Regions from separate parts of the Homo sapiens genome. Here region 1 is linked to region 2. Evidence: chromatin loops called from intact Hi-C (ENCODE). Cell type or tissue: mammary epithelial cell. All regions are shown on one strand. Each heading gives the region's core, and the rest is flanking DNA. Links, peaks and the distances in the headings are about the cores only.

The links. Peaks named below come from ENCODE experiments on the same cell type or tissue, not always from the same donor. Only the 100,000 strongest peaks of a DNase experiment are listed, where the experiment ranks them.
Region 1: a loop joins it to region 2, with 23 times the contacts of the local background. A loop is called at or near these places in 34 of 110 quality-filtered maps.

The regions. Positions count from the first base shown.
Region 1 is chr17:27,425,372-27,437,126 of GRCh38, forward strand. It overlaps the pseudogene TBC1D3P5. Among named protein-coding and RNA genes, the nearest start is that of KSR1, 25 kb to the right of the region's middle. In mammary epithelial cell, for the core only: a CTCF peak has its summit at 5,716 (motif pointing left); no DNase peak of the experiment used is centred there.
Region 2 is chr17:27,348,986-27,360,740 of GRCh38, forward strand. It overlaps LINC03146 (long intergenic non-protein coding RNA 3146), which reads left to right. Exons shown (of 3, transcript XR_007065677.1): 3 at 3,505-4,372. LOC124903958 (a long non-coding RNA gene) reads right to left here and starts at 4,823. Exons shown (of 2, transcript XR_007065678.1): 1 at 4,747-4,823; 2 at 1,381-2,763. It also overlaps the pseudogene SYPL1P2. RefSeq lists silencers at 1-620, 4,548-4,697, 4,718-5,117. In mammary epithelial cell, for the core only: CTCF peaks have their summits at 4,972 (motif pointing right) and 5,723; a DNase peak (open chromatin) is centred at 4,876; H3K4me3 peaks cover 1,341 bases; H3K27ac peaks cover 926 bases.

The DNA.
Region 1 (11,755 bases), core at 1,484-9,483, 76 kb after region 2:
CCTCGGGGTCTGGGGGGCTCTGCAGCTGCCCAGCTCTTCCAGCTGATGGCTCCACATCTTGGGAGAGGGCTCTGATTTCATGATGGGCTGGGGGCTTCTCAGGATTCCACAGCCCAAATGGCGGGACAGTTCAGGGGCTCCAAGACCATCAGGAGCATGTGGTACCCATGTAACAACCCAAGACCATGTGTCATCTGGTGAGTTTATGGTTCCTTCGGCTCTTCCCCAGAGGCCCTGCATCCTAGGGGGCTGGAGGAGCAGCGGGGGCTGGAGCCCTTCATGGGGCTGGGGACAGGCTGAGTCCCAGCCAGGGCCTGACCTGGGATGTCGGGTTCCCCATGGGCTGGGAGTTGGGTTTCCTTTCCAGCCCTGGAGGCGACAGAGGCACAGGGATGGGGGCCCAGCTCCCACAGAGCAGGGCTAAGGGTAGTGTGTCTACCGGGAGTGCCAGAAGGGGAAGATGTTGGGGGGAGCCCGGGACACTGCCCAGTGTTCTGCACTTGGGGAAGGGTCTTCAGAGGGCCCTGGAAGAGGGAGGTTTTTAGGGCAGCCCATGGGGCCCTGAGTACCTCTGTTCCTCCCATCAGGACAAGGAAGGTCAATGCACACAGGGTTCCTCATTCAGCTGGCTTCTCTGGGTGCTGAATGATGGGGTAAGGAGGCACAGGGAGACCCTGGCTCAGGGACCCTCCTTGCCCTGCAGTGCCCTGCTTCCCCAGCCCAGGGGTCCGGCTCACCCCCAGCCCACAGGAGGCTCAGGCAGATCCCTACATGACACACAGGCAAGACCCTCTGCCGAAGAGGTGTCATTCCAGGGCAGAGGGTGGGGCTCAGGCCCAGCCTTAAGGGCAGACTGGGCCAGGGCCTGACTTGGGAGGGCTGAGGGGAGGCTCAAGCCCTGGGGAAGCCCCTCTCTCCACTGAAATGAGTGCCCCCCCATAAGGAGCTGCAAGACCTTGTCTGACCCAGCCTCCTGGAGGGGTCCGGTGACTCTCATGGGGAAGGTCACTGAAGCCCCAATGGGCTAGCTCGAGCCACCAGCCCCAGCCTGGAAGGGCCAGGTCCTCTCATGCCTACTTTCCCCACAGATCTCTCTCGGGCTCACCCCGTGCCTGTGGGACATATATTTGCTGGAAGGGGAACAGATGTTGATGCTGATAACAAGCACTGCCTTTAAGGTTCAGAGGAGCAAGTCCACGTGTGCCCAGTGGGGCCTGGGGAGCACTGGGGTCAGACCCCAACTAGCCCAAGGGCAGCTTCCTCACACTGTTCTCATGATTCTCTGTTCTGGCCCAGAGGGAGGTCTGGCCAGGTGGGCTGGGCAGGGCACAGTGACACCAAGCCCATCCCTCACATGACCCAGATGAAAGTCAGGAGTGTGATGAGCACTTCCCTGCCCAGGCTGCCTCCCCAGCCACAGCCTTCTGTGCACATCTGGACCCCTGGGGTGGCCACAAAAGGATCTGGCACTGCCCAGTGGGAGACTGAAGTGGTCACGGGGTGTGGGCTCTGACCCTTCCCAGGGAACTCTCCTGGCCTGATACCCACCTTGTCCCTAGAGCGCCACATGAAGATGTCCAGGTCTGGCCTGTGGGCACGTTTTCGAGACCAGTTCTTCCATATCTGGGCCCTGGATGATGACGCTGTTCTTTTTTTTTTTTTTTTTTATACTTTAAGTTCTAGGGTACATGTGCACAACATGCAGGTTTGTTACATATGTATACGTGTGCCATGTTGGTGTGCTGCACCCATTAACTCGTCATTTACATTAGGTATATCTCCTAATGCTATCCCTCCCCCTTCCCCCAACCCCATGACAGGCCCTGCTGTGTGATGTTCCCCTTCCTGTGTCCAAGTGTTCTCATTGTTCAATCCCAACCTATGAGTGAAAACATGCGGTGTTTGGTTTTTTGTCCTCGTGATAGTTTGCTGAGAATGATGGTTTCCAGCTTCATCCATGTCCCTACAAAGGACATGAACTCATCCTTTTTATGGCTGCATAGTATTCCATGGTGTATATGTGCCACATTTTCTTAATCCAGTCTATCATTGATGGACATTTGGGTTGGTTCCAAGTCTTTGCTATTGTGAATAGTGCTGCAACTAACATACGTGTGCATGTGTCTTGATAGCAGCATGATTTATAATCCTTTGGGTATACACCCAGTAATGGGATTGCTGGGTCAAATGATATTTCTAGTTCTAGATCCTTGAAGAATCACCACACTGTCTTCCACAATGGTTGAACTAGTTTACACTCCCACCAACAGTGTGAAAGTATTCCTATTTCTCCACCTCCTCTCCAGCACCTGTTGTTTCCTGACTTTTTAATGATCGCCTTTCTAACTGGTGTGAGATGGTATCTCATTATGGTTTTGATTTGCATTTCTCTGATGGCCAGTGATGATGAGCATTTTTCATGTGTCTTTTGGCTGCATAAATGTCTTCTTTTGAGAAGTGTCTGTTCATATCCTTCGCCCACTTTTTGATGGGGTTGTTTGTTTTTTTCTCGTAAATTTGTTTGAGTTCTTTGTAGATTCTGGATATTAGCCCTTTGTCAGATGAGTAGATTGCAAAATTTTTCTCCCATTCTGTAGGTTGCCTGTTCACTCTGATGGTAGTTTCTTTTGCTGTGCAGAAGCTCTTTAGTTTAATTAGATCCCATTTGTCAATTTTGGCTTTTGTTGCCATTGCTTTTGGTGTTTAGACATGAAGTCCTTGCCCATGCCTATGTCCTGAATGCTATTGCCTAGGTTTTCTTCTAGGGTTTTTATGGTTTTAGGTCTAACATTTAAGTCTGCAATCCATCTTGAATTAATTTTTGTATAAGGTGTAAGGAAGGGATCCAGTTTCAGCTTTCTGCATGTGGCTAGCCAGTTTTCCCAGCACCATTTATTAAATAGGGAATCCTTTCCCCATTTCTTGTTTTTGTCAGGTTTGTCAAAGATCAGATGGTTGTAGATGTGTGGTATTATTTCTGAGGGCTCTGTTCTGTTCCATTGGTCTATATCTCTGTTTTGGTACCAGTACCATGCTGTTTTGGTTACTATAGCCTTGTAGTATAGTTTGAAGTCAGGTAGCTTGATGCCTCCAGCTTTGTTCTTTTGGCTCAGGATTGTCTTGGCAATGCGGGCCCTTTTTTGGTTCCATATGAACTTTAAAGTAGTTTTTTCCAATTCTGTGAAGAAAGTCACTGGTAGCTTGATGGGGATGGCATTGAATCTATAAATTACCTTGGGCAGTATGGCCATTTTCACGATATTGATTCTTCCTATCCATGAGCATGGAATGTTCTCCCATTTGTTTGTGGATGACGCTGTTCTTAATCATCTTTGGGCCTCTATGAAGAAACTAACAAGGAAGCATGGGGACCTGCCACCCCCAGGTGGGCTCCAGTACCAGGTCCCCTCCTGAGTCACCCTCTGGGGCAGTCAATACTGGGGGAGTACCCAGGACCCCTAACCCTATTACTTGGGTCTTCCTCTTCACCTTTTCTTCCTCCTCTTCCTCCTGGACTCTAAGAAAATACAGGAGGCCCACCATTCCTCAGGGCAGGCGCTCAGTGCATATGTACTGGATGTGCTGTGCACGCAGGAGGGGGATGTGGGCAAGACCCTCCAACAAGCCCCCTCCCACTTCCCACGGTGGCCTGCTCTCCCCCTCACAGGGCTCTCAAGGGCACTGGAGGAGCCAGACCCATTTGTGAGAGCCTCCACTCCTCCCTGCAAGCGCTGACAGCCTCAGAGAGCAACAGAGGCCCTTCACTCCTGCAGACTCCTCCAGGGGTGCCAGGACAACAAGCCTTGAGCCAGGGAGACAAGGGAATCAGTGTCTCTTACCCATAGAGCATTCAGAGAGAGGGCACAGGTGGGACCCCTGGCCCAGAGCCAGAGCCAAGTGTTTAGCCAGGTGTGGGAACGGTCAGTCCTGGTATGGACGGGGCAGCCCAGGAGGGCAGAGGGTGACCCACGTCCAGGCCCAGTCACCCACTGTGGAGACGGGTCCCCATGTGAAGTGGCAAGGGGCTGGTGACATCCAAGGCCCCTCCCACCTGAGTTCTGACTGGGGGCCATATCCCAGGCCCAATAGCCCTGGGATGAGGGTGTGTGGCAGGAAGCCCCCAGCGAGGCTGAACCCTGGGGGCAGTTCCAGAAGCCACCTGCCATGCCCAGGCAGCTTCCCCACACCAGGCGGCACACAACCCTTCCTCTGGGATCAGCAGACTATAGGCATGTCATCAGTGTCAGACCACAGGGGCCACACAGAGACCCTGAGGACTCCAGAGACCCAGGCAGGTGGGGCCCAGCCCAGAAAGGCCTGCATGGGCTCACTGGAGACACTGACCACGTCTGTTTTCCTTTCAGCAAAACCCGAGAAAGGGTCCTCAGGACCCAGGTCTGTGCTGGCATCACATGGCGGGAAGACCCTCTGCAAGGGGGACAGGAAGGCCCTTCCCGGCCCACCAGCCCGGTTCCAGCGGCCCATTTGGTCCGCTTCTCCACCTCGTCCTACACCCTGTCCTGGTGGGGCTGTCCATGAGGCCAAGGCCCAGGAACATGTGGGGGCTTCTGGGGAGCCCAGGGCAGCAGACCACTCTCTGGGGGCACCTGGGACTCAGGGCATGCCCAGCCTGGCCCCGGCTCAGGGAGGACCTCGGCGTTCCTGGAGATTCCTGCAGTGGAACTCTATGCTCCAGCTCCCGACGGACCTGGATGTGGGGGGCCCTTGGTTCCCCCATGACGATTTCAAACAGAGCTGCTGGGTCCATGTCCCTTCTAAATGTGTCCTGGACAGCCCCGGGACCATGGGACAGGCCTAGCCCAGGGAGCCCAAGGGGACCCTGACACCGGGCCCAGCCCAGGCCCATCAGGACTAAGAGGGAGGTCGGGAGATAACCCCGCTGCAACATGGGCACCTGCATCTGGTCACCGAAGCCAGGGTGGCACCCCGCCAGCTGCCCTGCAGCCCCAGACACCTGGAAAATCCCATTCAATGGGGAGGCCGGTCCCACCAAGGCCACGAGAGACAGAGAGGTGAGCATGGCAGCCCCGGCCAGCCAGCAGCATGCCCTGGGGCCTCTGTCCCAATCTGCGGGCCTGTGTCCCCCTCCCAGTGCATAATTCCCAGGCAAGAGGGGCCTGGTCTAGACCCCAGCCCTGGGAAGAGAGGGGCACCAGGGGTGTGGTGGGCTCCCAGTTGCAGTCAGTATGACCATGCAGGGGACCCTGGCGCTGCAGAGCTCTGCCACTGTCACAATTCACCTCACAGAAGCCGGGTGAGTCCCGAAGCCTTGCAGCCACTGCTGTAGCCCTTGCAGACACCACGACCAGGTGCCTTCCAGCTGCCAGTGCAGGTTTTCCTGACAGGAGGGCACCCTGCAGCCCTGGCCTCAGCAGCTCAGACTCTGAAGGTATCTGTTATTCATGTTTCCAGTACTCCCACCAAAGAGAATTACTATGGAGGATGATGTTGGTCCTGAGTTGAGCAAAACAGCATGCCCTGTGGATGGAGCCGGCTTCTTTCCAAGCCACCACACTTGCTGGATGGGCCCACGGAGCGAGTGGCCTTGAGACCGGCATGAGGATGGAAGAGGCTCAGCATCCTGCACATGCCCTTTCCAAGGCTCACCAGGCTGACACCACATTTGTGGATGAGAGACTCACACCCAGTCCCTGGGATGGCACAATTTCCCAGGAGGATCAGCTGGCCACCTGCTGGCAGGCTGACCACACTGCGAAGGGGCTGAGATTGGCTTTCACTGCACTGAGCCACAATATGGACATGGACTTGTGGGCCCTGCAGTGCACACAGCATTGCCTCCGAGCAGGACACCCCATTCACAGCTAGGGACAAGCAGCAGTGCGCTTCCACCTCGGGGCCTTGGCTCTGCCACCTCTATTTTGAATGTTCTCAGTTCCCTCCAGGCTACTAGAAGCATCTGGGCCAGGGCTCATGGCTAGATAAGCACCCGAGATCCCAAACAAGCTTCCCATCCTCGTTTTACTTTTTGTTAAACTTATGAAAATTTATTAAGATATGACTTACATCCCTGGTAAGTGCACAGCTCAAAAGACATTCAGAGATGGAACACACCAGCCCCCAGATCACAAAGCCAACCATGCCCAGCCCTTCCCAGCACCCCCAGCCCTGAAACCTGACTTCTGACGACACCATGAGCCTGCCTTTATACTTTACACTCATGGAAGGATAACCATCTTCATGTTGTAAAATAAATGTTTACTGTTGAAATGATTTTACACGTACACCTTCCATCCAGCTGCCCTTAATAAGGACATTTTGCAGTACCATGGCACATAAGAAATTTAGGCCAGGTGTGGTGGCTCATGCCTGTAATCCCAGCAATTTGAGAGGTCGAGGCAGGAGGTTCAGGTTCACTTGAGCCCAGGAGTTTGAGACCAGCCTGGGAAACATAGGTAGACTCTTTCTCTAGAGAAAAGTAAAAGAAATTGCCAGGCGTGGTGGCGTGTGTGTGTAGTCCCACCTAGTCAGGAGGCTGAGGTGGGAAGACTGCTTTAGCAATTGAGTTCCAGGAAGCAGTGAGCTATGATCACAGCACTGCACTCCAGCCTAAGTGACAGAGTGAGACTTTGTCTCTTAAAAAAACAAAATAAGAAATTTAACATGGGTGCAATCCTATTAACTAAATGATAATGTGAACTATTATCTAAGGTTATTAATGCAGTAATTATATGAATAGGGTGAAATTTATTCAGACTTCACCCGTTTTCGCCTAGCTTCTCATACCTGTCCAGGGATCCCACCTCTGACTCACCCTCTGCCTTTAGGTCATGTCTCCTTAGCTTCCTCCAGGTTGTCCAGCCAAACACACACCTGGGCTGAGTGGTAGAGCTGATTGCTCCTGGGCTCCAAACCTCTACAGCATGTTACCATATTGAGTACTGTAGGAAATGGTAACATAATGGTGGCTATCTGTGTATCTAAACACAGAAAAGGATCATAAAAATACAGTATAAACAATACAAAATGGTACACCTCGCCAGCTGTGGTGGTTCATGCCTATAATTCCAGCACTCTGGGAAGCCATAATGGGAGGATCACTTGGGCCCAGGAGTTCAAGACTATCTGGGCAACATAACAAGGCCCCATCTCTTCTTAAATATCAATTTTTAGAGATGGTACACCTGTATAGGATGGATCCATTATAGCCTTATGGGAACCACCATCCTATATGCATTCTGGCATGGACTGAAATGTCGTTATCTGACACATGATCACATAAGTAATCTAGAGATAATTTTAAGCATACAAGAAGATGTGCTTAGGTTATATACAAATACTGCACCATTTTATATCAGGACTTTGGTATCTGTGGGAGATGGGGAAACTGATTCCCCACATACATTGAGGGGCAACTGTAAACATTTCAGGCCCCACAGAAGGCTCAATTCCCTGCACCCCCACCCCGAGGTAAATTCTTTTACTGGAGATTAGTTTGCCTGATGATAACTTCATATAAATGGAATCACACATTATCTATTCTTATAGATATTATTCTTATAGACCTATTCTTATAGGTCTAACTTCTGTCGCTCACACATGAGCTGTGTGAGATTCATTCATGTTGTAGCCACAATTTACTCATTTTCTTTGCTGTATAGTATTCTAGTCTTGAATGTCCCATGGTTTTTTATTTATTCTTCTGTGATGGGTATTTTGGAAGTTTCTACTATGAGGCTATTACAAATTGTGCTGCTATGTGGGTTGTTTTACTTGTATTTTAGTGAAGATATAGACACATCTGTGTAAGGTACACACGAAGGGAGGAAATTGCTAGCTCATGGGAGGCAAATGTTTAGCTTTGGTGAATATTGCCAAATCATTCTAAAGTGTCTGTTCCACTTCACCTGTTCATCTGTGAGCTGGAGCATTCCATCCACAGCTTGGGCTGTCTCAGAAAGACCCGGGTTCAATCCCATTCAGCCACTTAGTAGCTGTGTCCCTTTGGGCAAACCATGTAACTTCTCTGAGTCTCAGGGTCCTCATCTGTAAATTGGGCTGCTGGTGGTCCTTACCTCACAGGGCCACTGTGAGGACTAAGTGAGATGAAAGCTGACTCCCTGAGTGGCACCACTTCTCTCTCCCTCAGACTGAACAGGAAGATGCCTTCACTGCCCAATGCGAAGGCCATGGGGAGGACGCGAGGCCCCAGGGCTCCTCTGTCCCAGGAGCATAAGCCCTGGGTTTTTGTTTCCAGAAACAACCACCCCTGGGGTCAGGATGACTCTCAAGTCCCCACAGCCTGTTCTCCCACCCCACGAAGGCGCATCTTCAGCAGTGGGGAAAGGGCTGCACTGTGCCATCCTCACCCTGGCCACTGTCTGCCCTCATGACTCAGAGCACAGCGAGGTCACCAAGCAGAGCAGTGCAGGGTCCGGCCCCAGCCCTGGGCTCTAGACATCCAAGTCACCCCCACCTGCCCCAACCCTGCCCCCTCCATCCCTCAGCCCCCGCTTGCCACTTTCACAGCTCAGGACATTTTAGCTCCTTACATTTTAGCTCCTTACATGACACCATCATCTGTCTCCTCAAGCGGAGTGCAGCACAAGGGCAGTGAACTCAGTCAGTCTATGGATGTGTCTCTGGTGTCTGGGAGATGAGAAGCTCAATACATACTTGCTCAGTGTCTGCGTGCATTTCATTGAGCAGAAGACAGCTTTGGAAATAAGAAGAGACCCTCCCGAGGTGACAGTGCGTAGCTGGCATTTTCCAGGTATTCTCAGCATGCCAGGCGGTGGGCTGGACCATGGACACGGGAGCTCTGGAGCCCGTGGGGTGCCAGGTTACAGGCCGCGCCTGGACGGAAGTATTGTTTATTTCTTTATTAAAATTTGTACTTTCTGAGTTTATGTAATTAGCAGGTGTTGCCTTTGTGATCAGAAACAGTAAAGGTATAGAAAAAAATGTGTAGAAAAAAGCAGAAAAACAAATCACATCTATAATAAAATCCTTGCTTTTAAATAAAATGTGCAGAGAAGAAAGATGGAAAAGAAACGCAGTGAGCCGGGCATGGTGGCTCACGCCTGTGATCCCAGCACTTTGGGAGGCCACGGCGGGAGGATCGCTTGGGGTCAGGAATTTGAGACCAACATGGTCAACGTGGTGAAACCCCATCTCTAATGAAAAAAAAAAATTAGCAGGGCATGTTGGTGGGCACCTGTAATCCCAGCTACTCGGGAGGCTGAGGCAGGAGAATTGCTTGAACCTGGGAGGTGGAGGTTGCAGTGACCCAAGATTGCACCACTGAACTCTAGCCTAGGCAACAGAGCGAGACTCCGTCTCAAAAGACAAAAACAAAAAAAACCTTAATAATTGTCATCTCTGAGGGCTGGGGATATCAGGAAACTTTGCTTTTCTGTCTAATTTTGTATATGCTCATCTCCAGATTTGAATGTATTCTATTAAATTCCCTTAGCAGCCTCCTCATTAGTCTCTCTGCCCCCATTCCTGCCCGTGCCTGCCGTGCAAAGGCTCCCCTGGCATTGTGCTAGAGAAAGCAGGTTGCTCCTAGAAAAAGTCTCCGTTCTCTATGCCTAGTTAACTTCCGCTTACCCATCAGTACTGTACTCAAGGTCTCCCCAACTACTTTATGGAAGACTTCTGTAGTGGATACTGTGACCTGCCACCCAGACGTCCACTTCAGGATCAGGGCCCTCATTCCCTGGCTGCTAGGAGACTTGGAGGTGGATGCTGGCAGATGAGTCTTACTCTGGGAAATGCCCTGGCTGAACGGAGCTGCCTGGGGACAGTCTACATCCATTGCCTAGTTCATTGGAGCAGGGAGATGGGGTGGGCAATAAAAGCCCAGACCCCTCGCCTCCATTCACTGCAACTTTGAAGGGTCATCTGCCCTCTAGAGCTCCCTGTGGGAGTGGCTGAGACCTCTGTTGCAACTGGAGTGCAGTCACTCTGTCTGGCCAGGCCTGCCAGCTTCACCCTCTCACAGGTGCTGGTCCTGAGGGTACTTCCCAAGGAACTTCCTTAACCAGTGACAACTAGGGTAGATTCCTTAACTATATGCTTTTTCAGGGCACATATCGCCTTTGTAAGTTTTACATCCATTTGTGGTATCTGGCTAATGTCTGCCTGTCCCATCAACTGTAATAGCCACAGAGTGGGAGCTCTATCTGATTTTATTCACCATTGCATTCTGCCATGCTGGCATGCAGTTTAAAAATATTTGTAGAGTGAACAAACAATTTTATTACCCATCTAATCTAATCCCTTAGGAGGCCATCAGCTTTACTTAGGGCTGCAGAATGTCTCATTCATTCATTCAATAAATATTTACAAGGAGAAGCTGGATTCCTACCTCTCAACACCAAAACAATTCCAGATGGTTCAAAGATGGTTATATGTAAGAAAATGAAACCAATAACTTTCTAGAATAAAGATGAGTAAGTTTTAGAAAAAAAATTGGTGGGCCGGGTGGGGTGGCTCACGCCTGTAGTCCCAGCACTTTGGGAGGCCGAGACGGACAGCTCATGAGGTCAAGAGTCCAAGACCAGCCTGGCCAACATGGTGAAACCCAGTCTCTACTAAGAATACAAAAATTAGCCAAGTATGGTGGTGTGTGCCTATAATCCCAGCTACTCAGGAGGCTGAGGCAGGAGAATCTCTTGAACCTGGGAGGCGGAGGTTGCAGTGAGCTGAGATTCTGCCACTGCACTCCAGCCTGGGCAACAGAGCAAGACTTAATCTTGAAAAAGAAAAAAAAAGAAAAAATTTGGAATATTAAGGGCCTTCATAAGCATGACCACATAAAATTCTAAACCTTTATAAAGCGAAAATAAAGATTAATAAGCTGGGCCAGGCCCAGTGGCTCATGCTTATAATCCCAGCACTTTGGGAGGCTGAGGCGGGTGGATCACCGGAGGTCGGGAGTTCAAGACCACCCTGACCAACATGGAAAAACCTTGTCTCTACTAAAAACACAAAATTAGCCGGGCATGATGGCACATGCCTGTAATTCCAGCTACTTGGGAGGCTGAGGCAGGAGAATTGCTTGAATCAGGGAGGCGGAGGTTGCGGTGAGCCAAGATCATGCCATTGTACTCCAGCCTGAGCAACAAGAGCGAAACTCCATCTCAAAACAAACAAACAAAAAAGATTAATAAACTGGCCAGGTATGGTGGCTCATGCCTGTAATGCTAGAACTTTGGGAGATTGAGGCAGAAGGATTGCTTGAGGGACCAGACAGGGCAACAAAGTGAGACCCTGTCTCTACAAAACACACACACAAACAAAAATCAGCAGGTCATAGTGGTGCATACCTGTAGTCCTAGCTACTCGGGAGGCTAAGACAGGGGGATAACTTGAAGCCAGGAGTTCAAGACTGCAGTGAATCATGGTTACACTTGTAAATAACCACTGCACTTCAGCCTGGGCAACATAGAGCCCGTCTATATTTATATTTGAAAAAATAAGACAAGTAAAGAAAAAGCAGCCAATAAGGAATATTTCCAGCTAGGCACAGTAGCTCATGCCTGTAATCTCAGCACGTTAGGAGGCCGAGGTGAGAGCATAGCTTCAGCCTAGGAGTTTGAGAACAGCTTAGGCAATGTAGTGAGACCCCAGCTCTACAAAAAATGCAAAAATTAGCCAGGTGTGGCAGTGTGTGCTTGTAGTCCCAGCTACTCAGGAGGCAGAGGAGGGAGAATCGCTTCAGCCTGGAGGTCCAGGCTGCAGTGAGCTGTGGTCATGCCACTGAACTCCA
Region 2 (11,755 bases), core at 1,901-9,900:
CAGCGCCCGTCCTGGTTTAAACTCACTTTGTGACAAAACCTGATGGCAGCGGCGGGCCGTCCGCCGCGCTGGGGCGCGGGCGGCGGTGGCAGGAGCGGCTGCTGGAGCAGCAGTGGCGGCGGGTACCCTGTGCCCGCGTCCCCGAGGCAACCGACTGCGCCGCCCCCACCCTCGCGCGGCCGGGCGGGACGTGCCTCCAGATCAGGGCCTCCGGACCCTGGCCCCGCGTCGCCGCTCTTGCCCGCTGCTGCCGCCAGGAGGCCGCTGGGAGGAGGCGAAGCTGGGGCCGCATTCGGAAGCCCAGCGCCGTAAGGGAGAGGCGGCGCCTGCCCTACCAAAGGTGCGGAGTTCCTGCGCCTCCGGAGGAGGCTCTGCGCAGGGCCGCCCGGGGCAGCGTCCCTGGGGTCCACCCCTCATCGGGGTGACCGCGGGCCTGACACAACAGACGGCTGGGCCCTGGCCCACGATCCGCTCCCGGAGGCGCCCTGCCCCGGGCCGTGCGGCGAGCCGGGCGAGGGGAACTCCAGGCTGCCCCTGAGCGCCGGGGCCACGGGGCTAGGCTCGTGGAGAGGACGCCCCTGCCCCAGACCCGGCCCCGGCCCAGCGAGGACCAGGCGCCCCCGCCCCAGGCCGCGAGGGGTGCGGCTCGGGCATCACGCTTCACGTAGCAGGCGGGAGCCGGGAGCGGCAGCAGCCGCCCAAGTCCGGGCTGTGGACTCGGGCCCCTCTGCACTTTTGGGGGCCCAGGAAGGTGCTCGCCTTGTCCTTGCAGGCTTGGAGGTGCCTGTTCCCATTGCTTGGCCTCTGCTAGCTCCCGGCCCCCGCACGGATCTCGAAGTGGGGTTGGGGCCTAGCCCGAGGGCTGTCACACCCCCGCCTGGTGTGCGCATGCTAGGGGCAGTGCTGACACGCTCCACTGGTTTCAGATCAACTTTGGAGAATTTGGCGATAGCTAGTTAAAGCCGAAGATGTGCATGCACTGTGATCTAGCAACCATATGCCTCGCAAAACAGGCCGGGCGCGGTGACTCATGCCTGTAATCCCAGCAATTTGGGAGGCTGAGGCGGGTGGATCACTTGAGCCCAGGAGTTTTGAAACCATCCTCCTGGTCAACATGGCAAGACCCCTGTCTACAAAAAATTTAAAATTTAGCTGGGTGTGGTGGCATGCGCCTGTAGTCTCAGCTACTTGGGAGGCTGAGGTGGGAGGATTGCTTGAACCTAGGAAGTTGAGGCTTCAGTGAGCTGTGATTGTGCCAATGCACTCCAGCCTGGGTGGCAGAGCAATACCCTGTCTCAAAAGGAAAAAACACCCACACATCGATACAAGAATTTTCACTGCAGTGCTGTGTGTAATAACGAAAATGGGAACAACCAACAGTCCATTAGGAAAGGAACAAATAAATAAACAGGTTTATTCAAACAATGGGAAACTATGGAGCATTTAAAATTAACGAATCAGATCTACAATGTAATAACACGGGTAAATCTCAAAAATGAGTGAAAAAGCAAATTTCAAAGAGATTTACACAGTATGATAGTATATATGTACATATATTGTTAATGTATGTGTTATATTTGTGTATGTAATCCCAACACTTTAGGAAGCTGAGGTGCGTGGATCACTTGAGACCAGGAATTCGAGACTAGCCTGGCCAACATGGTGAAACTCCATCTCTACTAAAAATATAAAAATTAGCCAGGCGTGGTGGCTTAGACCTGTAATCTCAGCTAATTTGGAGGCTGAGGCAAGAGGATCGCTTCCTGGGCCCCCATATTTTATATACGTATGAAATATACATATTATCGATATGGTATTGTATACATTGATATATACCTCTGTAGTAAATGTGTATGTATGTATGTGTATATATACATGGTCAAGAAGGATCTACACTAACTTGAGACACTGGTTATCTATACAAGGGAAAATGGGAGGGCTTTAGATTTATCAGTTTTGGGGGTTTTTTTGTTTTGTTTTTTCGAAAAAAGAAATAGAAAGCAAATGTGGCAAAATGTTGACATTTGTTAAACCTGTGTGGGCAAGTACAGAGGTCTATTTAGTATTCTTTGTGCCATATTATATTATATTATATTATATTTTTTGAGACAGAATCTCACTCTGTCACCCAGGCTGGAATGCAGTGGCACAATCTCGGCTCACTGCAGTCTCTGCCTCCAGGGTTCAAGCCATCCTCCTTCCTCAGCCTCCCAAGTAGCTGAGATTACAGGCACCTGCCACCATCCCTGGCTAATTTTTGTATTTTTAGTAGAGACAAGGTTTCACCATGTTGGCCAGGCTGGTCTTGAACTCCTGGCCTCAAGTGATCTGCAAGCCTTGACCCCCTGCTCCCCCAAAGTGCTGGGATTACAGGCATGAGCCGCTGTGCCCAGCCTGGGTTTGTTATTAAAGGCAGTTTGGCTCTCAGTGCACCCCTTTCCCACGTGATGCCTTCTGACATGTTATGACATGAGGCCCTCCCCAGAGGCCAAGCAGATGCAGTCCCTTGACCTAGGACTTCCCAGCCTCTAGAATTGTAAGAAATAAATTCTTTTCTTTATAATTTACCCAGTCTCTGGTGTTCAGTTATAGCAATAGGAAACAGATGAAGACACTGTTTTCCACAGTGGCTGGAACATTTTACATTCCCTCCAACTGCACAAGGGCTTCACTTTCTTCACATTCTTGTCCACACTTGTTATTTTCTGTTTTTGTTTTACAGTAGCCATTCTGATGGGTGTGAGGTGATATCTCATTGTGTGGCTTAAAAAAAAAAACATTACTTTTATTGGAAACAAATAATGTGCCTCAAGATGTTGGCAACAAGTCATGATATAGACATATATTTCATACAGTGTGTTTCTCCCTTTAATTACATTCCAGCAGGAGGTGGAATACCTCCTTGGCTATGAGGAGCATAAGTATTTGATGGGTTGTGTAAGTTGGTCTCCTCATACTTGTACACACGCCAAGCATTTCCCCTCCAAAGTATCATATTCAGAAAGACAAAGATCACAGATACATTTAGGAATCCCATGCTGGTCACAGAGCCAAAATAACACATTATTATGATTTCTTACAAGCAGAAGTTCCTGAACAATATTTTGACCAGTAGTTATTTTAATATCTGCAAGAGCTTTTGCCCAAGCGAGCTTTTGAAGTGCTCACCAATCGCAAAAGATGGCAACAAGAGTAATGACAAAGCCAATCATGGGAAGTTTATGACTACCCTGATATAGGTTCCTGTAACCAACATAAAGCACGACAGCAATGCAGTACAGGAAGACAGAGACTGCAAATGTAATGGAATTGTGCAGAAGCACAGTCATCTCCTAGGAGGACTTGACTTTCCAATTTATATCATACACATTAATACCTGGAGGTGACTGAAATGATGCCTGATTTAACCTGAATGGATAATCAGAAGTAGCTGTAATAGTTTCGTCAGTAACTGTAGGAGGACAATTCACTTGAATTTCTGTTTGCTCTTAAAAACCTCCACAGGTGGCAAAAGAGAAGATGGAAGCCATCTACTCCAGGCCCTTGAGGAAGCTGAGCGGCTCCCTGAGTAGGGTTGAGGTGGATCCAGAAGGCAACATCCTCTGGAAGGAAGGAGAGTCAGGATGGTGGGGGCCTCACTATGGTTTTGATTTGCGTTTCCCTAAAGATTAGTGATGTTGAACATCTTCCCAAGTGCTTATTGGCCGCTTGTTTATTTTCTTTGGAGAAATGCCTATTCAAGTCCTTTGCCCATTTTTGAATCAGGATTGATTTTCTATGGTCTAGCTGTAGTTCTTTATACACTGTGGATATTGATTCCTTATCAGAGCTATGATTTGAAAATATTTTCTCCCATTCTATAGGTTGCTTTTTTCACTCTGTTGATTATACTCTTTGACACACCCATGGAGAAGATTTTAAAGGGCAGGTAGAAGTCAGACAGTTTGAGCAGCAGCGTAGTGAAGAGAAGGCCTTTCAATCGAAGGAAATAGTCTGTGCAAACACACAGAGGAGAGAACCGCAACATGCAGGTAGTTGGGTCTTGCTAGTACACTGGTGAGGGGTAGGAGGTGGGGACAGGTGAGACTGGAGGAACCACATGACAGAGGACGGTTCTAGGTCCGCCAAGTAGCAGGACTTCGTTCTAAGGTGGCACTACTCAAAAGAGTGGTCTGAGGACCCTGGCCCAGCACCCCCTACTAGGAGTTTGTTAAAAATGCAAATTCCGGCTGGGATCCTGGCTGATGCCTGTAATCCCAGCACGTTGCCGAGCTGAGGCGGGAGGATTGCTTGAGTCTAGGAGTTTGAGACCAGCCTGGGCAACACAGTGAGACCCCATCTCAATAAAAAAGGATAATTTAAAAAATGCAAATTCATGGAGGCCCAGTTTTGTCCTGCTGAATCAGAATCTCCGGGGTGGGGCCGGGGGATCCGGGTTTTAACCTGCCCCCGGGATTATTCTGAGGTTCAGTAGAGTTTAAGGGAAGTGGAGGAACCGCCAAGGGGTCGGCTAAGGTTTTGGAAACATCCTTGGTGAGAAAGACGGCCCGGGTTGTTCTTCAGGCCGGGCACCCTGGGCTTGGCTGCGTCCCCATCCTCTTCCAGCCACCCCGTCCCCACACGACCCCGCCTGAGTTCTGGCCGCCTTCCGACCCCTCGGGGCCCGCCCTGCGCCCCAGCCTCCTCCCCGCCGTGGGGTCCGGGGTCAGGGGCGCGCGGCTGCAGTCAGGCCCACATTCCTCTTACTTCCCGCCATTGTCCTGGGTTCCTGTGGCCGCGTCTCCACACTCGCTCCCGGCCGCCCCACGGTCCCAGGGAGTGATGACTCATTTCCTTTCCTCCGCTGACATCATCGTGCCCCCAGCGTGGCCCGGCCGGGGCGGCGGCCTCCGCCCTCCCAGGTCTCCTCCCAGCCCCTCTCGGCGAGCGGGCGCAGGCGCGGTGCGGCCCTTCTCGGCCGGCAGGGGGCGCCGGAGCCCGCCGGGGCCTCTAGGGCCTCCCCAGCCACGGCCCGGGCCGGCGAAGAGGGAGGGGCAGAGAGCCGCCGCGGTCCCGCTCTCCCGGGGAGAGCCTGGCTGGGAGTCAGAGCTCTCACGGTAACGGATAGGGAAGCTGAGTTCCGAGCCTTGACCAAGGCAGCACAGCCCACCCTGAGAAGTGGGGGACTGGAATTCAGGACGCTCGGCCCCAGGCCCGTGGTTTCCCACAGACTTGCAGGTGTTAATCCTCCCGCACCCCCTGGTATGTATTTTCAGCACAAAGTCTGCAGACAATATTCCCCCGATTTCCATCACTTGTGGGCCCTGAAGCGTGGTCGCCCCTGGAACCAGCAGGATCCGAGGGCCACTTGGGCTCCACCTGGGAAGCACGTGGAGCCTGCATTTATTGGGCGGCGCTGCCCCCGGCTGACCTGGCTGTGTCGGGAGATGCCCCTCACCCTCGCATCCACCCCGGCTTCCCAGCACCCACTGCTGGTCCTCAGGACCCGACCCTGTCCCCTCTGCCTTCCCTGTCAGGTTTCAGGGAGGCAGAGGAACTCACTCAGCCTGAAAATTTCAGATATTTCATAAGACCTAGAGCCACGTAAGAGTGCGTCCCTTTAAGACACATGGAAGAAGTCATGCAAGGCCACACGGTGAGCTAGAGCTGAAATCATACCTGTCCTGCCTCAGACCTGTCACCTCTCATGCTGCCCAGATAATGAATGCAAAATGCTCCACCCAGTGTCTGACAGTAGTGTAAGCACTCAATGAATGGTAGTCATTGTCATTAGGAAGCTAGTTGCCTAACTTCTCAGAGCCTCAGGCTTCTTCATCTGTAAAATGGACGCAGTAGTACGATACCTTATTGTGAGGATTAAATGAGCTCATGCATGGAAGGTACTTACAGCAGTGGTGTCCAGCAAGCATGCAACAGTCCACCAGCGCTTGGGCTCCATGAAAGGGGGGTTCTGTTGTCTGTTTCTTGTTTGTTTGTTTTGTTTTGTTTAGACAGGGTCTTACTCTGTCGCCCAGGCTGGAGTGCAGTGGTGCGATCATGGCTTACTGCAGCCTTGACCTCCCCAGGCTCAAGAGATCCTCCCATCTCAGCCTCCCAAGTAGCTGGTACTACAGGCAAGTGCTACCATGTCTGGCTAATTTTTACATTTTTTGTAGAGACAGGGCTTCACCGTGTTGAATCCTGACCAGACTGTCAGGCTCGTCTCAAACTCCTGGTCTCAAGCCATCCACCCGCCTCAGCTTCCCAAAGTGTTGGGATTACAGGAGTAAGCCACCGCACCCGGCCCCTGTTGTTGTCTTTTCTTCTTTAATTGACAAATAAAATCTTATATATTTATAATATACAACATGATGCTTTTATATATGTATACACTATGTGTGTCACTGGAAGGGCAAAGTGAAATTAATTAACATATATGCATTATTCTGCATACGTGTATGTGTGTTGTCTTTGTGTACTACTGTATCTTTAGCACCTAAAACAGTGTCTGGCACAAAGTAAGAACCCAGTAAGTGGAAAGAAGGAAGGGAGGGAGGGAGGAAGGAAGGAAGGGAGGAAGGAAGGAAGGAAGGAAGGAAGGAAGGAAACCAACCTATTATTACTGCCTCAGCTGATTTTCCTCCAGGATTTAGGCCTGTCAGAGCAGCCCTGGTGGACCGTAGAGGAAGATTCCTGAGGGCCTGTTTGCTTGAGGGCTAGAGGGCTCCCTGGGAAGCAGTCATCCTGAGGAAAGAGAGTTGAAGCGCATAAGAGCATTTCAAGGACAGGGCGAGGAGAAAAGAGGCATTTGGGGTAGAGCCTCCTCGGTGTTCACAGGAGCACTGTGGAAAGCAGTGGACGATTTCAGGAAGATGCCAGAACAAGCATCATCACAGTTAATCAGTGGTAGCTTCAGGACAATCTGGTGGCCTTGCACCTGCTTTGGACACTGATAATTTGGTGGCTTTGGTTATTGGTTTTGCTTTTATTTGTTAAATTTTTATTTACTTATTTAGTTATTTGAGATGGAGTCTCGCTTTGTCGCCCAGGCTGGAGTGCAGTGGTGCGATCTTGGCTCACTGCAACCTCCGCCTCCTGGGTTCAAGTGATTCTCCTGCCTCAGGCTCCCGAGCAACTAGAATTACAGGCGCCTGCCACCACGCCCAGCTGGATTTTGGTTTTGTTTTTAAATCAGCATTAGCTGTGAGTGGTTGAGTCCTGGGGGGCATCCCTCAGAAGGCCGTGAGACACCTGCTGGGCCTTCCCAGGAAGGTCTGCAGGAACTGCTGGCACAGAGCCAGAGAAGCCAGTTACTGTGAGGTGGAGGGGGGGTCTCCCTATGTTGCCCAGGCTGGTCTTGAACTTCGGGCCTCAAGCAGTCCTCCTGCCTCAGCCTCCCACAGTGCTGGGATGGCCTCCTTGTCGTTCCTCACCATGCCCTGCTCACTCCACCTTAGCACCTTTGCTGTTCCGTCCATCTGTAATCTCTCAGAAACAGCCAAGACTCACTTCCTCACTTTTTCAGATTTTATCTCAAGTGTCACCTACTCAGTGGGGCCCTCCCCACCCCACCCCATTGAACTCAGAAACCCTCACACCTCCTGACAGCCTGTCTGCCTTCTTTGACTTGTTTCCTTCCACAGCACATGGTCTGCAGACCCCACCACTCCCTACTGCCTCACAACCAGTCAGATTCATATATTTGCTTTGTTTGCTGGACCCCTGAGTAGGCCGCCTTTGCATTTCTTTTCCTTTTTTTTTTTTTTCTTTGAGACAGCGTCTTGCTCTGTCACCCAGGCTAGTGTGCAGTGGTGTAATCTCGGCTCACTGCAACCTCCACCTCCTGGGTTCAAGCATTTCTCCTGCCTCAGCCTCCTGAGTAGCTGGGATTACAGGCACCTGCCACCACCCCTGGCTAATTTTTGTATTTTTAGGAGAGATGGGGTTTCACCATGTTGGTCAGGCTGGTCGCGAACTCCTGACCTCATGATTTGCCCACCTCAGCCTCCCAAAGTGCTGGGATTACAGACGTGAGCCACCATGTCCAGCCTGCCTTTGCATTTCATAAGCGAGACTCAGAGAAGGTGACTCCTGGAGAAATCCCCTTAGCCTCCTCTACCAGGATGGTTTTGGATTCCTCTCCAGCCAGGAGTTGGAACATAGTAGCCTGTGTCGTCTAAAATCATGAGGTCATACCCAGGTGCCTTCCCTTTGGTTCTTGACTTGCCCCCTATTCTTCATACTCACCTCCTGAATAATGTCCACGTAGTTATAAGATGAGGGGAGGGAGCCAGCTGGCTGTTCCCTCTGCCAGGAGCATCCTGCCTCCTTAAACTGCCTGGTCAGTACCTGCTTAAGGCCCCTGATCCTGCATCACCTTCTCTGAGAAGCCTTCCCTGACTACTCCCCTGCCCTGCCCTGTCCACCAGCCAGCCTGAGCTGACCACATTACTCCCAGGATGGATGCCTGTCAGGGCCCCCTTCCCTCTAGGTTGGACTGATTTGCTCTGGGTCAGCTTCCCCCGCCAGACCGTGGGCTTCGTGAGGGCAGAGGCTGTGAGTTACTTCTCTTTGAGTACCTAGGGCTTGGCTGATGTGGTGCTCAATAAACGAGTTCTGAAAGTGTAAATAAAAGAATGAATGAATTGGCTGGGCATGGTGCCTCACGCCTATAATCCCAGCACTTAGGGAGGCTGAGGCTGGAGGATCACTTGAGCCCAAGAGTTCAAGACCAGCCTGGACGACGTGGTGAAACCCCAACTCTACAAAAAATACATAGATTAGCAGGGCATGGTGGTGTGTACCTGTAGTCCTAGCTACTCGGGAGGCTGAGGTGAGAGGATCAGTTTGAGCCCGGGAGGCTGAGGCTTCAGTGAGCAGACATCACACCATTGTACTCCAGCTTGGGCACCAGAGTGAGACCCAATCTCAAAAAACAAAAGCAAAAAGACAAAAACCCAAAGAATAAATAAATAAAAGGAGGAACGGTGGACAGAGGGAAAAAAGGAAGGGACTTATTAATTAATTTGCTCCTCACCTTCCGCACATTCGCTTGAAAGAGACCTGTTGCTTTAAATGCCACCCCCAAGGCTGGGAGTTTGTCAACCCCCACAGAAGAGGAACGCTGGGCTGGGGCCAGCCCTACAGAGACTCATCGCCATTCCACCTCTGACCATAGCATCACACCCAGTTTCTGCTTGTTCTGTTTTTTGTTGTTGTAAATTTTATGATTCAATATACATGCCCAAAATAATCAAAATCAGAAGTTGACAGTTTGATGAATTTTCAACGTGAGCAGATCCACGTAAGCGCACCCAAATTAAGAAAGAGAATGCAAACAGCTCCTGCCCTGTGCTGCCTTCAGGCACTATGCTCCCTAAGGCTGACCCTTCTTCTAACCCTAGCAGCATTAATTTTCCTGCTTTGTATTTTATTTTATTGTATTAATTTAATTTAATTTTATATTATGTTTTTTTATTATTTTATTTTATTTTGAGACAGAGTCTTGCTCCATTGCCCAGGCTGGAGTGTAGTGGCGCTATCTTGGCTCACTGCAACCTCTGCCTCAACCTCTGCCTCCCAGGTTTAAGTGATTCTCCTGCCTCAGCCTCCAGAGTGGCTAGGACTAACAGGCACACGCCATCATGCCTGGCTGATTTTTGTATTTTTAGTAGAGACAGGGTTTCACCATGGTGGCCAGTCTGGTCTCGAACTCCTGGCCTCAAGTGATCCACCTGCCTCGGCCTCCCAAAGTGCTGGGATTACAGGCGTGAGCCACCGTGCCCGGCCTACTTTATTTTATTTTATTTTGTGAGATAAGGTCTTGCTCTATCACCCAGGCTGGAGTGCAGTGATGTAATCACAGCTCACTGCGGCCTCCACCTCCTGGGCTCAAGTGATCCTCCCAGCTCAGACTACAGGCATGTGCCACCACGCCTGGCTGATTTTTTTGTCTTTTTGCAGAGACGGAGTCTAATTGTTTCCTAGGCTGATCTTGAACTCTTGGGCTCAAGCAGTCCACCCGACTTGGCCTCCCAAAGTGCTGGGATTACAGGTGTGAGCCACCGTGCCTGGCTGTATTTTATATAAATATAACATTACAATATATATTCTTTTGGCTCTAACTTCTTCTGGTTAATGCTGTGTACGTGAGATTTATTCATGTTGTGGTTCATTCATTCTCATTGCTCTATAATATATTCCATGGTATAAGTAAGCCACAATTTCTTTATTCATTCTGTTGCTGATGGATGTTTAAGTGATTTCCATTTGTTGGCTATTAAGCATATTGCTTCTGTGACCATTCTTGTACCTGTCTTGGGAAACATATGTGTGTATTCATGCTGGGTATGTACCTAGATGTGGACTGCTGGGTCAGAGGCAAGGTATATGCTCAACTTAGCAGAAACTTGCCATTTTCCAAAGTGACTGGAACAATTTTCGCTTCCACGGGCCATGTATGAGAGTTCCGGTTGCTTGTCGTGCTCACCAATACTTGGCCGTACCTGTTTTTCATTTGTTCACTTTATTTTTTGTGTTGTATGTTTTTGGCCAGCTATTCTGGTGGGCGGATTGTTCCATTTTTGACCACATGCTCCTTCCCCCTGGCAGTCTGCTCCAGCTCTGTTTCTGGTACATTCTGCAAAACCAACTTCTCTGGTTCTTGACTCTTGTCCTATAGTTCTTTTTGTTTTTGTTTTTAGAGGTGGGGCCTCACTCTGTTGCCCAGGTTGGAGTGCAGTGGCATGATCATAGCTCACTTCAGCCCTGACCTCCTAGGCTCAAGTGATCCTCTTGCCTGAGCCTTCTGAGTAGCTGGGACCACAGGCAGGCACCACCACTTCTGGCAAATTTTTTTTATTTTTATTTTTTTAGAGATGAGGTCTTGCTATGTTGCCCAGGCTGGTCTCAAACTCCCTGGCTCAAGCGATCCTCTAGCCTTGGCCTCCTGAGTAGCTGGGATTACAGGCATAAACCACCATGCCCTGTGCCTTGCAGTCTTGCTCTAGGGTTTGTCTTCAACCCTGCAGACCTGAGACAGGCCTCTCAGCTGCTCTCAAGAACGCCCTTCCATGAGAGGCATTCCAGCCTCAGGTGGCAGCTCCTGCAGGATATGGACCCCGGGGATAAGGATGGGGAAGAGGATGAGGGTGTCGGGAGCTGTCTCCAAAGCCTGCGCAGGCCCTTCCCACAATCTCATCTTACTCATTTAGCCACTTTGTGGGCCCCCATCTTATTATACTCAAAACGTTGGGTAGACATAAAGCTAAATATACGTGCTAAAACTATTAAACTCTTAGAAGAAAATAGAGGGGAAAATATTCACTAGATTAGGTTTGGAAGTCATTTTTTAGCTATGACATCCAAAGCATAAGCAACCCAAGAAACATTTGATAAATTGGACTTCATCAAAATTTAAAACTTTCATGCTTCAAGGGACACTGTGAAAAGAGTGAAAAGACAACCCACAGAATGGGAGAAAATATTTGCACATCATAAATCTGATAAAGGACTTGTATTTAGAATAGAGAAAGAACACTTGGAACTTATATGTTAGTGCGAAAGTAACTGCGGTTTTGCCATTAAAAGTTTGCCATTACCTTTAACAGCAAAACCGCAATTACTTTTGCACTAATCTAGTAATGTGATCTGATCAAAGCCACCAGAAGCTGGAGGAGGACTGTGGCCCTGCTGACACTTGGGTTTCAGGCTTGTAGCCTCCAGACCTGTGGGAGAATAAATGTCTTTTGTTTCAAGCCACGAAGTTTGTAGCAAT